Regions from separate parts of the Homo sapiens genome. Here region 2 is linked to region 1. Evidence: chromatin contacts called from ENCODE Hi-C or POLR2A ChIA-PET data. All regions are on one chromosome and are shown on one strand. The core of a region is the stretch at or near the end of the contact, and the rest is flanking DNA. Distances in the headings are between cores, read along the strand shown.

The links. Hi-C counts contacts between places; a loop is a spot of excess contacts on that map. ChIA-PET counts read pairs that join two places held with the same protein, here RNA polymerase II (POLR2A). Pooled maps may share reads with other maps.
Region 2: a pooled map shows a loop between it and region 1 (4-fold over the local background). The contact joins the promoter of CRIP3 here to the promoter of PPP2R5D in region 1. A Hi-C loop is called at or near these places in 2 of 50 pooled maps. POLR2A ChIA-PET finds 5 or more read pairs at or near these places in 2 of 52 experiments (H1 and activated CD4-positive, alpha-beta T cell).

Annotation. Positions count from the first base shown.
Region 1 is chr6:42,981,059-42,987,461 of GRCh38, forward strand. PPP2R5D (protein phosphatase 2 regulatory subunit B'delta) reads left to right here and starts at 3,512. Exons shown (of 16, transcript NM_006245.4): 1 at 3,512-3,646. The coding sequence starts at 3,620. LOC124900215 (a long non-coding RNA gene) reads right to left here and starts at 3,256. Exons shown (of 2, transcript XR_007059580.1): 1 at 2,774-3,256. RefSeq lists silencers at 164-382, 3,561-3,630, 3,721-3,870 and an enhancer at 3,291-3,410.
Region 2 is chr6:43,306,376-43,313,519 of GRCh38, forward strand. It overlaps CRIP3 (cysteine rich protein 3), which reads right to left and starts at 2,451. Exons shown (of 8, transcript NM_206922.3): 1 at 2,375-2,451; 2 at 1,940-2,034; 3 at 1,464-1,521; 4 at 1,237-1,368; 5 at 71-142. The coding sequence starts at 2,417. It also overlaps the pseudogene RPL12P47. RefSeq lists an enhancer at 1,111-1,968.

The sequences.
Region 1 (6,403 bases), core at 2,262-4,761:
GTCCCAGCTACTCGGGAGGCTGAGGCAGGAGAATGGCGTGAAGCCGGGAGACAGAGCTTGCAGTGAGCCGAGACTGCGCCACTGCACTCCAGCCTGGGTGACAGAGTGAGATTCCGTCTCAAAAAAATAAATAATAGAAAAAAATAAATAAAATAGCATGCAAGAATGTACTAACCAGGAACCATGGCTTGTGTCTATAATCCCAGCTATGGGGAGGCTGAGGCAGAAGGATCACTTGAACCCAGGAATTTGAGGCTATGATTGTGCCACTGCACTCCAAGTGGGTGACAGAGCAAGACCTTGTCTCTTAAAATATATAAAATTAAAAGAAAAAAAAACTAAATAAAGAATGTTCTAGGTACCTAGATTCACATGGATGAAAGTTCCCATTTGGTAGTGCTACTATATGTTTCTTGGTCCCCTATGTCCCAGAGGAACCAAGGGCTAGATAGATGGTACATGGGCCTAAAGAGGATATGCCTGCTTTCCTCAGTAGCAGGCAAGCTCTAGGCCTCAGGACTATAGTGCTCCTTGAGGCCTTGGAGATGGGTAAAAACATCAGTTATCTTGCCTGGATCAGCACTCATACAGACACAAATACCCACCCACAAATAAATGTCCTTTTCTCCCAAGCTTTTCTCCCAGCAGGTAACAGCGGGCATGTAGTCCACTTTGTGTTACCCTGAAATCGTCATTAGTCACCGAAAGCCAAATACTACTTCTGTAAGATCGCCAGGACCCTACATTTGCCATCTTCACTTCCTCACCTCTTGATGCTCACTCTTCCACTCACTAAAAACGGTCTTCCACTCTCTGAAAAAATCACCCATAATCTTCTAATTGCAGAATCAAGATGATGCTGTTCTTTCTCTGACACTACTGACCAATTGTCTTTTATTTCCTTTGCCATTATGACACCAGTTGTCCTCCTACAACTCTGATCACTTCCAGAAATCATCCTCAACTCTTCCCTTTCCGTTACCGTCCCCCCCACAATACAATGAATCACCATATCCTGTTGATTCTACACATTTTCATGCTCCATCCTCTCTTCTCCATCCCCACGGCCACTGTCTTGTAACATTGCTCTCCTGGGTACCTGGGTAAGGGACACAGGTTTTGTGTTTTTTTTTTTTTTTTTCAGATGGAGTCTTGCCCTGTCGCCCAGGCTGGAATGCAATGGTGCGATCTCGGCTCACTGCAAACTCCACCTCCCGGGTTCAATGGATTATCCTGCCTCAGCCTCCTGAGTAGCTGGGATTACAGGCACCCACCGTCATGCCTGGCTAATTTTTGTATTTTTGTAGAGACGGGGTTTTGCCATGTTGGCCAGGCTGGTCCTGAACTCCTGACCTCAGGTGATCCGCCCTCCTCAGTCTCCCAAAGTGCTGGGATTACAGGCGTGAGCCACTGCGCCTGACCTTTTTTTTTTTTAAGACTAAATATTTTATTTTATATAGAATTTTAAAAATTTATTTTTTGTACATGAATAAGTTCTTTAGTGGTGATTTATGAGATTTTGATGCAGCCATCACCCAAGCAGTGTATACTGTACCCAATGTGTAGTATTTTTTTTTTTTTTTGAGACGGAGTCTTGCTCTGTCGCCCAGGCTGGAGTGCAGTGGCATGATCTAGGCTCACTGCAACCTCTGCCTCCCGGGTTCACGCCATTCTCCTGCCTCAGCCTCCCGGGTAGCTGGGACTACAGGCGCCTGCCACCACGCCCGGCTATTTTTTTGTATTATTTTAGTAGAGACGGGGTTTCATCGTGTTATCCAGGATGGTCTCGATCTCCTGACCTCGTGATCCGCCCGCCTCGGCCTCCTAAAGTGCTGGGATTACGGGCGTGAGCCACCGCGCCCGGCCTCCATTGTATCATTCTCATGCCTTTGCATCACAGGTTTCTTCTTTTTTTTTTGTAGACGGAGTCTTGCTCTGTCGCCCAGGCTGGAGCGCAGTGGCATGATCTCGGCTCACTGCAACCTCCACCTACCGGGGTCAAGTAATTCTCCTGCCTCAGCCTCCTACCGGGTTCAAGTGATTCTCCTGCTTCAGTCTCCCGAGTAGCTGGGACTACAGGCGCGCGCCACCACGCCCCGCTAATTTTTGTATTTTTCATAGAGGCATGGTTTCACCATGTTGGCCGGGATGGCCTCGATCTCTTGACTCGTGATCCGCCCACCTCGGCCTCCCAAAGTGCTGGGATTACAGGCGTGAGCCACCGCACCCTGTCTAATTTTTGTATTTTTAGTAGAAATGGGGTTTCACCACTATGGTCAGGCTGGTCTCAAACTCCTGACCTCGTGATCTGCCCACTTTGGTCTCCCAAAGTGTTGGGACTACAGGCGTGAGCCACCGAGCCTGGCCACAGGTTTATTCTTTTTGTCGTCATTGTTGCTGTTTTGAGACAGAGTCTTGCTCTGTCGCCCAGGCTGGAGTGCAGTGGTGTGATCTCGGCTCACTGCAACCTCCGTCTCCCGGGTTCAAGTGATTCTCCTGCCTCAGCCTCCCGAGTAGCTGGGATTACAGGCGTGCACCACCACACCCAGCTAATTTTTGTATTTTTAATAGAGACGGGGTTTCGCCATGTTGGCCAGGCTGGTCTCGAACCTCTGACCTCAGGTGATCCTCCTGCCTCAGCCTCCCAAAGTGTTGGGATTACAGGCGTGAGACACCGTGCCTGCCTGGTTTACATTCTCTCTTAATCCTTTGTTTATACACATCTGTGATTCACCAGACTGCGAACTCTTTGTGGGCATAAACTGAGTCTTACCCATTAGAACACGGACTTGAGCAGGGTGGCAAGTAAGGGATGGATTTCCTGAGACAGTCAACAATGAAGTTGCTTTTCCACTGCGTTCCCAACTGCTCAAATCTAGCTGGTTCCCCAATCCCAGTACACTTGCAGTAGCAACGGGGACCCTCTTCCTAAAGTTGCACCAAGCCAGGGATTCTCCACTCATTTCGCCCAGGTCCTAGCCCTGCCAGGCTTCCCCTTTGCTCCTCTGCAACCCCTGTCTAGGGAGGCGGGTGTCTTGGAAGGTCCTTGGGAGCTCCCTCCATCAATTTTGCATCTGCAATTAGGGCTACTTTACCCCAGTGAAGAAAGGTGCCCTCCGTATTAGGGCTTCCTTCCTCCAATTCCGACTGGACAGGGTAGCAGAGCGGGCAAAGTGTGAGAGCCTTTAGAAGGAAAGAGCAGGGCTCCAAGCGCCGCGAAGAATGGCCGAGGCCGACGCACAGCAGACGCTGGAGTGCAGCCCTCCTAGCCAAGCTTGGGTTTCCCCTTATCCCCGCCTCCTTCTCTAAGCTCGACCCACTTTAGGGCGGGACCACCCACTTCAGCCAATTCTGGAAGCCGAACCCTGGCGGTTTGTACTATTTCTTTCCAATAAGAAAAAAAGGAAGCAGCTTGGCTCCAATGACCAATCCGAGGAGGCGGCGCCTGGTTGTCAGGCAGTTTTGTAGGAGTTCGGGCCAATTGGAGGCGCAGGCACCGCTCGACCCGGGCGCAGCGCGCAGGCGGTGGCGAAGAGACGCCGAGCGGGCCGAGTGCGGCCGAGCAAAGCCGGAGCCGGAGCGGGGCCGCAGGAGACGGGCCGGGTCCGGACGGGCCGAGATGCCCTATAAACTGAAAAAGGAGAAGGTGAGCGTGGCCCTTTTTCCCCCACCGCCGCCTTGGAGCCTGCGCGGAGCTCTGGGAGGGGCCGGAGCCAGGCCCGGGACAGCCCCAGACTGACCCTCCCGTCCAGCCCCCGCAGGACTCCTGGGGCCAGCCCTCCGCCCCCGCGGCTGGCAGCACCCCCAGCTTGTGCCGCAGCTAGGACAGCTCCCCCACCTTGCCCCGGAGAGACTCCCCCCACATACACCTCCCTCCCTTCTTCCCTTCTCTTACCCCCGGCCCAGGGTAACCTCCTTCTTCCAGATCTGCCCCATTCCCAGGTCACTGTCCTGCTTTTTCTGTCCCCCCCATCACCCCTGGCCCCGATCCCCCTTCGGTTTGGGCAGCCCCTCATCTGAAACTGCACCTTCCTCCAGAATTGCCCCCTCGCCCCGCCCTGAGCAGCCCCTTGTCTCCTCTTCCTACCCGCCTGGGACAGCCGCCCCGCAGTCCCCTACGGCCCCTTCTCTTTCCATGCCAAGCCCCTGACCTAGAACAGCGCTGCTTTCTCTCTCCTCCACCCAAATCTGGCCTAGGCCCCTCCCTCTAGTTCTTCCTTCACACACAAACTTGTAAGCAGGACTGAGCCCTTCTGTTGATGGAACCTCACAACGTTGGTGCTGGAAGGGACCTCTGAGCGCATGCAGTGCAATCCCTAATGGTACAGATGAGGAGACTGAGGCCCCGACAGGGCAAGGGACTTGTCCAAGGTCACACAGCCTGCTGGAGGCCCAGCTGCAATATCAGGTCTCCTGACTTAAAGGCCTCTTTTGTATCAAAGCCCTCCTAACTGTCACCCAAGTGCATCCTAGACCAGTCACCTTTCCTAATCTGAGTAGGCTCCTCACCCTTATTCTTAATCCTAGGATAACCTTTGCATTTTTCCTTTTTTTTTTTCTTTTCGCACCAGTGCTGGATTTCTGCCTTTCCTAAGCTACACCATCTTCAAATTGGGAATTTGTCCTCACTGTCAGATTATTGTTCCTTCTTAGCCTGCAGGCCAGCCACCCCTGAACACCCATGTCTTTATCATGATGTCCTGACACAGGCCATTTCTTTTTTTTTTTTTTTTTTTGAGATGGAATTTTGCTCTTGTTGCCCAGGCTGGAGTGCAATGGCGCGATCTCGGCTCACCACAACCTCTGCCTTCTAGCTTCAAGCGATTCTCCTGCCTCAGCCTCCCAAGTAGCTGGAATTACAGGCATGCGCCACCACATCCGGCTAATTTTGTATTTTTAGTAGAGACGGGGTTTCTCCATGTTGATCAGGCTGGTCTTGAACTCCTGACCTCAGGTGATCTGACCCCCTCGGCCTCCCAAAGTGCTGGGATTACAGGTGTGAGCCACCGTGCCTGGCCCACAGGCCAGTTCTTAATGTTGCCTTCTTTCACCTTCCTCATCTACCTCGGTGCTGCCTTCCCCTGCTCCTCATCCGTGCCTTTTTCTACCCTCTGTTTCCTGCTGTTGCTGAGGTCTGACTCAGAGGTGTGGTTCCTTTGAGGTACAGACTCACACATAGGATGCTAGGATACCAGTTCCAGCCTCCCCCAGCTTCTCCTCTCCTGGGGCTGGCCCTTTTTGGTGGGGGTTGGCTCTGGCCTGGTGTTCTGGCCACCTGCTCGATGACCCCAGAGGTATATTGCTTTCATTTGCCCTCTGATTGGCTGGGTTACTGGGCTGCCATCTCTGACCTTTTCAATCAAACTTTTTCTCCTGGGGCTGTTCTGTATTTGCCAGGCAGCTCTGATTCTGAGTTGTCCCCTTAACCTTTCAGGGCCTGAGGTTCTAAGTACAGGGTTGGTGATGGTGTACTAGATAGTGAGCCTCCTGGGAGTAGTGAGCTGGACAGGGTTTTGTGCCCCACCCAGGCCCTGTCCTTGGGGAGTGGGCATGCGGAGGTGGTTTGGGTAGCTCAGTCGTAGACAATGCACACAGAAATCAGCCACAACAGGGGCTAAGGGAAATGGAATTCGGGGAAAGCTGGTGAGGTCCCCACCCATTTGTAATTTTTAGTCTGTTGGACTAGATACTGTCCCATCCACAGAAAGCAATAGCCTACTAGATTGTGAAGAAGACAAATTGCCAGTGAGATTTGCTAGGACCATGGGTGTAAACGTTTGGTTGGGAAAGGGTGTTGGAAGTAACGGGGTGCATGGAGCCAGGCATAACTCTCACCTCCCTATAAGGTTTTTCTGCTCTTGATTTTCAGTTGCATTTGGCCTTCTTCAATGGTTGGCAGGCTCTAAGGGGCAGGGGGGTTGCCAGTGTGACTGAGGTTTGTCTGGATGGCTGTGGGTGGAGGATCTTTATTGCTCATCTATGACCTGTCCCCTCTCTCCTGGCCATCTTTCACAGCTTCCTCTCTAAAGCCTTTCTGAGCCCTCAGTCAGGAGTGAACTCTCCTTTCTTTTCTGGATTTGCAGAACACTTAGTAGGCCACTTATGGTCCTTTTGTGTTTGGCCTTGGATGGGAATTAATTGTGGACAAGACTTTTCTTCCCCTTTGAGATAATAACTAAGTTTCATTTTGGTTTGACAACTCCTTTTCACACGGTAAGTACGTGCTTAGTGGATAGGTGCTAAGATAATCTCTTGGAGGGATTCGCATCTCTCCTCTTCCTTCATGTTCTCCTCTGGGACTTACCTCTTTTATTTTCCTGAGTAGGGTGCCCCTGCCCCCTCCGATTTTTTTCTTGTTCATAATAATAGTAATAACATTGACCAGCACTACGGTTTTCATGTG
Region 2 (7,144 bases), core at 1,201-3,700, 320 kb after region 1:
CTTGGATCACCTCCCTCCCCCTTGCTGCCCACCCTGTATCCCCCTCCCCAAGTTTTCCACTGTTACTTACCAAAATAGACGGGCTCCCCACAGCCAGGGCACAGCGAGGTCTCCCCAGTGAATGTCTTCATATGGGGAGGGCCTTTAAAGGGGAAGAGGCCCTGGCTATGTCTGAGGTGGAGATGCCCACCAGCACCTGCCTGCATATGGTGCTGTCCTCTTTCAAAAGCCATGCTCATTCCAGAGTGCCCCACCCAGGCGCCCAAGAGTCTGCCTTCTACAGGCCCAGAGCTGAGCCCCCTCTGACTCCACCTCCTGCCCCATCCCTATGTGTATTAGGGACTATCTGCTTCCTTCTCCTGCTTCCTTTTCATCCTCCCAGGGGCTCACGTACCCACCATCCCAACCCTGTTAGCAACTCAATCCTCAGGAAACTTGAGCTGATATAGGAGCTGGCCACAGCACGGGTGTCAGGTGTTGGGGAGCACAGTGTCATTGCCTACTTCAGGGAATGGAGGGAAAGAACAGGGACCAGAGGAGAAAAGTTGAAGAATATGAGAGGCTGGCCTTATCCCAATGACTCCTCTCCTTTAGATCATTCCTTCCATGGCCCTGGCCTGGGACAGACCTAAGTTCCTGGCCAGCTTTGCCTCTGACTAGCTTTGTGGATGGACAGTCATTTGCCCTGTCTGGATCTCACTTTCCTCACCTGTAACACACGAGGAGAGGGGATAATGCCATCTGCCCAATTAACCTCTTTTTTTTTTTTTTTTTTTTTTTTTGAGATGGAGTCTCGCTCTGTTGCCCAGGCTGGAGTGCAATGGCATGACCTTGACTCACTGCAACCTCCGCCTCCTGGGTTCAAATGATTCTCCTGCCTCAGCCTCCCAAGTAGCTGGGATTACAGGCATGAGCCACCACACCTGGCTAATTTTTGTATTTTTAGTAGAGATGGGATTTCACCATGCTGGCCAGGCTGGTCTCGAACTCCTGACCTCATGATCCACCTGCCTCGGCCTCCCAACAATTTACCTCTTAACTCAGCAGCTCACATGAGGGAATAGAAAGAAAGAAAGAAAAAAAAAGCGGGGAGTAGATAGAGAAGACTTTGCCAAGAATGAAGTTGTGAGAATGTGAAGCAGAGGGCTGGATAGGAGACTGCCACCTGGCCCAACCTCCGCTCCAGCTTGGGGAAGGGTCGGGAGGAGGACTGGGAGGAGCTGAGCCCAGCCTTACTTTTCTTGCCTTGGGGGAGGCCAGTCCTTGGCCTGGGAGGGCTGAAGCTGCTGGGGCTGAGAGGAGTGGTGCAGCCAGGGCTGGGAGTGGGGGGATTGTACAAGTAGGAGCCTACACCACCAATGTTCACCCCTGAAGAGAGAATAGGGGAGGTCAGGCTTGAGCCCCCAGCTCCCAGCCACAAGGAGGGTTCTGCTGACCCATGGCCCCTTAAGGCTGGTACTTACCCCTGGGTCCAAAGAGAGCCCCATAGCATGGCTTGTGGCAGTATGGCCTCCCATTGTGCTGGGCACAAGCAGAGGGAAGTGGGTTACTCAAGGCCAGCGGGAGCCATGCCCCACAGGCCTTCACCCCAGACAGGCTGCCAGGTGTGTCTGTCCACTGGCTGAGTCTGGTGGGCCTGGGAGGGGTGGGGGATGGGCTGGCATGCCAGCATTTCCACTGTGGTCAAGGGAGGAAGAGCAAGAGCAGCTCAGAAGGTGACGCTGCTTCCCACTCACCCTGATCCCCAAAACCATGGGATCCACAGTCACGACCCAGGTTCCCAAATTCCTGGCTGGTGTGGGGTCCACCAGGTGGGCGGCCTTGGGGTTGGCTACTGAGGTTCCCTTTGGCAGGCCTCCAGTGCTGAAGTTGGGGGCTGGTGCCTGGGGGGTGGGAGGCAGTGATGTAAACAGGGCAGTGCTCCCTGGCCAGGTCTTACCTCTGCATGCCCGCCAGGGGACAGGATGCTGTGGCAGCGCTCACATTTCAGGCAGAAGCGGTGCCAGTTCTTGCCCAGGGAGCTCACCTTCTCAGCTGTGGAGGACAAAGTGGAACCGAGCTGCGAGGAGCCTGTCCAAGCATAGGGCCCCTCCTTTCCCTCTTCGGCCCTCTAGGGAATTAGGTTGGCCTGCCCTGCTTCCTGGAGATGAGTGTCTCCAGGAGGCCAGCTCCATCCCGCTCCGGTTTCACACTCCCCACAGAGCTCTCAGAGGAAGGGAGAAGACCCGAGTGGGAGCGGGTGGTGCGGAGACTACCAGCCGCTGCAGGTGAAAAGGGTGTCTGGGACTACACTGTGGCTAGCCCTCCGCGTCCTCAGGGAATCCAGCGGCTCCCATTCGCCCCATCTTCTCCCCCTCCGCAGCCCGGGCCTCACCGAAGAAAACAGGTTGCTGGCAACGCGGACAGGTCCAGCTCATAGCTCCGCTCCAGGCAGCGCACGCGGCACACAGTAGGTACGCCGCTGCGGCTCAGTTCCGCCCCCTCCGCAGGCTCCACCCACGGCTCAGCTTTGAGCCTCCCTGGGCGGAATCCGCGGTTCCTCGGCGCTCATTGGTTATCAGAAATTTAGAACCACTCCACTTGGGAGACAAAGGGCTATTTCGCTGTTACTTCAAAGAGCATTAAAGCCTCGGTCAGACCCACGGGGAGGAGAGAGGATCTTGAAGCCGTGGACTCCAGACTAGGAAGGCACATGTGTAACGAAGACACCTGGACAGGGAGCTCTACTAGTTTCTGGAGCGGTAAGGACAGGAAAAATGTCCACAGTGCAGACATCATTAAAACACTACTCTCTCCAAAGCGAGGGAGTAGGCATTCTTTGAAATGCAAAATTCCACCTTGGCAGTATAGCAAGTGGTTGAAAGCAACAAAATCTGGAGCCCGTCTCTGGTACCCTACTCTTTGACTTCAGGCAAATTACTGAACCTCCCTCTCTGCCTCCATTTTCTCATCTGTGCAATGAGTATGATAACAGTCTCTGCCTCATAGGATTGTTATGAGAGTTAAATAGGTTAATACATGTAGAGTGCCCAAACAGCGCCTGGCATGTAAACGCTGTAACAGCTATAGCTATCACTATGATGGATCCCTTAATGAACTCAAGACTCGGTTTGGAAGCCTCAGAACATGGTCTGTATACAATCGTTTACTCCTAAAGCTGTAGGGTGGCTGGACACAGTGGCTGACACCTGTAATCCCAGCACTTTGGGAGGCCAAGGTGGGCGGATCGCCTGAGGTCAGGAGTCCAAGACCAGCCTGGCCATCGAGGCGAAACTGCGTCTCTACTAAAAATACAAAAATTAGCTGGGCGTGGTGGCGCATGCCTGTAATCTCAGCTACTCGGGAGGCTGAGGCAGGAGAATCGCATGAACCGGGAGGTGTGGAGGTTGCAGTGAGCCGAGATCGCACCACTGTACTCCAGCCTGGGGGACAAGAGCGAGACTCCATCTCAAAATAAATAAATAAATAAAAATGAAAACCAACTACACATTTCTAATCTGGTTTGCTTTAAAATTTTTAAATATTTGTGTTTTTAATGAATGTATTTATTTGAGGCAGGGTCTCTGTTGCCCAGGCTGGAATGTAGTGGTGCATCGTAGCTCACTGCAGTCTCCACCTGCCCGGCTCAAGCGATCCTCTCACTTTAGCCTCTGGAGTAGCTGGGACTACAGACACATGCCACCACACCTGGCTAATTTTTGTATTTTTTGTAGAGATGGGGTTTTGCCATGTTGCCCAGGCTGGTCTCGAATTTCTGGGCTCAAGCGATCCACCTGCCTGGGCCTCCCTAAGTGCTGGGATTACAGGTATATGCCCCCATGCCCAGATAAATATTTGTTAAAAGTAGTTCAATAGACTCTCTGGCACCATTAAAGAGATCCTGGGGACTGCCCAGTCTGTGGGCTGTAATGTTGATGGCCGCCACCCTCATGACATCATAGATGATATCAACAGTGGTTCTGTGGAATGCCCAGCCAGTTAAGCACAAAGGAAAATATTTCAATAAAGGATCATTTGACAACTGGTGGAAAAAAAAAAAAGTAGTTCAATAGTGCTTCAAAGGATATTTCAAGAAATTTAAATCCAGAGAATGGAAGAAATATTTGCAAATCTGATAAGGATCTAGTAACCAGATTATATAAATAACTTATAATGCAATAACAAAAAGACAACCCAATTAAAAGTGAGCAAAGTATTTGAATAGATGTTTTTCTAGAGATACACAAATGGCCAATAAGCACATGAAGAGATGCTGAATATCAATAGTCATTAGGGAAATGCAAATTAGGACCACAATGAGATACCATTTTATACTGACTAGGATGGTTATAATTAAAGAGACAAATATTGGCAAGAATGTGGCAAAATTGGATCCCTCATACATTGTTGGTGGCAACATAAAATGGTGTGGCCACATTGGACAACAGTCTGGCAGTTCCTCAAAAAGTTAAACATAGAGTTACCATATGACTCAGCAATTCCACTTCCAGGTTTATACCCAGGTATATAAGAGAAATGAAAACATATGTCTATACAAAAACTTGTACATGAATGTTCATAGCAGGACTATTTACAATAGTCAAAAGGTAGAAACAGCCCAAAAGTTCATTAACTGATAATGGATAAACAATATGTAGTATATCTGTATGATAGAATATTGCTCAACTGTAAAAAAGAATGTAATACTGATGCATGTTACAACACAGGTAAACCATAAAAACATTAAGTAAGAAAAGCAAGACACAAGAGGCCACATATCATATGAATCAATTCATATGAAATATTTAGAATAGGTAAATCCACAGAGACAGACAGTAGATTAGTGGTTGGCCAGTCAAGGAGATGGAATTGGAAATGTCCACTAATGGGTTCGAAGCTTCTCTATGGGAAGATAAAAATGTTCTGGAATTAGATAGCAGTAATGTTTGTACAACCTTGGAAATATACTAAAAAGCATGAACTGTAGACTTTAAAAAGGCGAATTTTATGGTATATGCGTAATGTCTTAACAACAACAACAACAACAACAATAGAACCTGAAGAAAACTAAAGAAAAAAGGCGGCCAGAAGTGGTGGCTTACGCCTGGTCCCAGCACTTTGGGAAGCTGAGGCAGGTGGACCACTTGAGCCTAGGAGTTAGAGACCAGCCTGGGCAACATGGCGAACCTCATCTCTACAAAAAATCAGCTGGGCTTGGTGGCATGTGCCTGCGAGGCTGAGGTGAGAGAATCACCTGAGCCCGGGAAGTTGAGGCTGTAGTGAGCTGAGATCACGCCACTGCACTCCAGCCTGGGCAACAGAGTGAGACTGTCTCAAAAAAAAAAAAAAAAAAAGGCAGGGGGACTGGGGGGAAAGGTAGCCAATGAAGAGCTGGAGGGAAGAGCTGATAAACTTGTGCCAGTGTCCCAGCAGAGGAGACAATAATCAATCCCTCTATGAAGGATGGAAGTGAAACCGAGTTTTCTTGAGTAAGTTCCTTTGTTACATCAAATCCGTTGAGGAAGGGCTTGCACCAAATTCATCAATGGACTGCAGTGCTGTGCTCTGCTAGGTGAAAGGCGCACTGTCTTAAGTGTCTCCTCTTGGGACATCAGTTCCTTCATCTGGGTAATGGGGTAGGGACTGGGGTCTATGAACTTCCACTGGATATTCCTGTTCCTGAATTGTCTCCATCAATCCTTTTTACTTATAACACTTGTTTTATCATTCTTAAGTTCTAAGGGTAGAAGCCTTCCACACTGTAATTTTTCTACACTTTCTCATTATTTGTTTCTTGTTTCAGGGAATATTTCAAGATGCTTAGTTTTATAACTGTTTCTTGAAAGGCTTCTTCTTTAACAAATTTGAAAAATATTAGTTTTAGCTTCCACTGAATTTTCCTGTCTTGTTTCTGCCTCTCATTTCTTGTTTTTTTTTTTTCTTTTCTTTTTTTTTTTTTTTTTTGAGACAGAGTCTCGCTCTGTTGCCCAGGCTGGAGTGCAGTGGTGCGTTCTCGACTCACTGCAACCTCTGCCTCCTGGGTTCAGGTAATTCTCCTGTCTCAGCCTCCTGAGTAGCTGGGACTACAGGTGCGCGCCACCACGCCCAGCTAATTTTTGTATTTTTAGTAGAGACGGGGTTTCACCATGTTGGCCAGGCTGGTCTCGAACTCCTCCTGACCTCAAGTGATCCATGTGCCTCGGCCTCCCAAAGTGCTGAGATTACATGTGTGAGCCACCGTGCCTGGCCTAAAAATTATTTAAAAAAGAAATGAAGCCGGACGCGATGGTTCACGCCTGTAATCCCAGCACTTTGGGAAGCTGAGGTGGGTGGATCGCTTGAGGTCAGGAGTTCGAGACCAGCCTGGCCAACATGGTGAAATCCTGTCTCTACTAAAAATACAAAAATTAGCCAGGCATGGTGGTGCACGCTTGTAATCCCAGCTACTCGGGAGGCTGAGGCACAAGAATTGCTTGAACCTGGGCGGAAGTTGCAGTGAGCTGAGATCACACCATTGCACTCCAGCCTGGGCAACAGAGTGAGACTCAGTCTCAAAAAATAATAATTTTTAGTTTTTGTGGTTACCTAGTAGTGAGATTGCTACATCGTATATTGCTATGCTCTATTTTTAGATTTTGAGGAACCTCTAAACTCTTCTCCACAGTGGCTGTACTAATTTACATTCCCATCAACAGTGTATGAGTGTTCCCTTTTCTCTACATCCTTGCCAGCATTTCTTATTGCCTCTCTTTTGGATAAAAGCCATTTTAACTTGGGTGAGATGTTATCTGTTTTGATTTGTATTTGTATGATCAATTATGTTGATGATCTTTTCATATACCTGTTTGCCACTTGTACATCTTCGAGTCATTAGTTTCTTCTTGGAGGAAGAAGCTACAGGTTTACTGACTTTTGCTCCCTATGGCTCTCAGAGAGAAGTACCCACTTCAGGAGGTTGGGAGGACTGCATTGGTATGTTTATTCTTAGATATGCTGCCTCCTCAAGGAAGGCTAATTTCATCTTCCCAGGTTCTCAGAACTTCCAGGACACATCAAATAATCCTTTTCCAAGGTTCTCTAGCACTTTCTGTCTTGGATTACCTTGTGTGCTTGCCTCATCTGCCTGGGCAGGTCATCTTTACCCCAGCATCTAGCACAGGGCCCA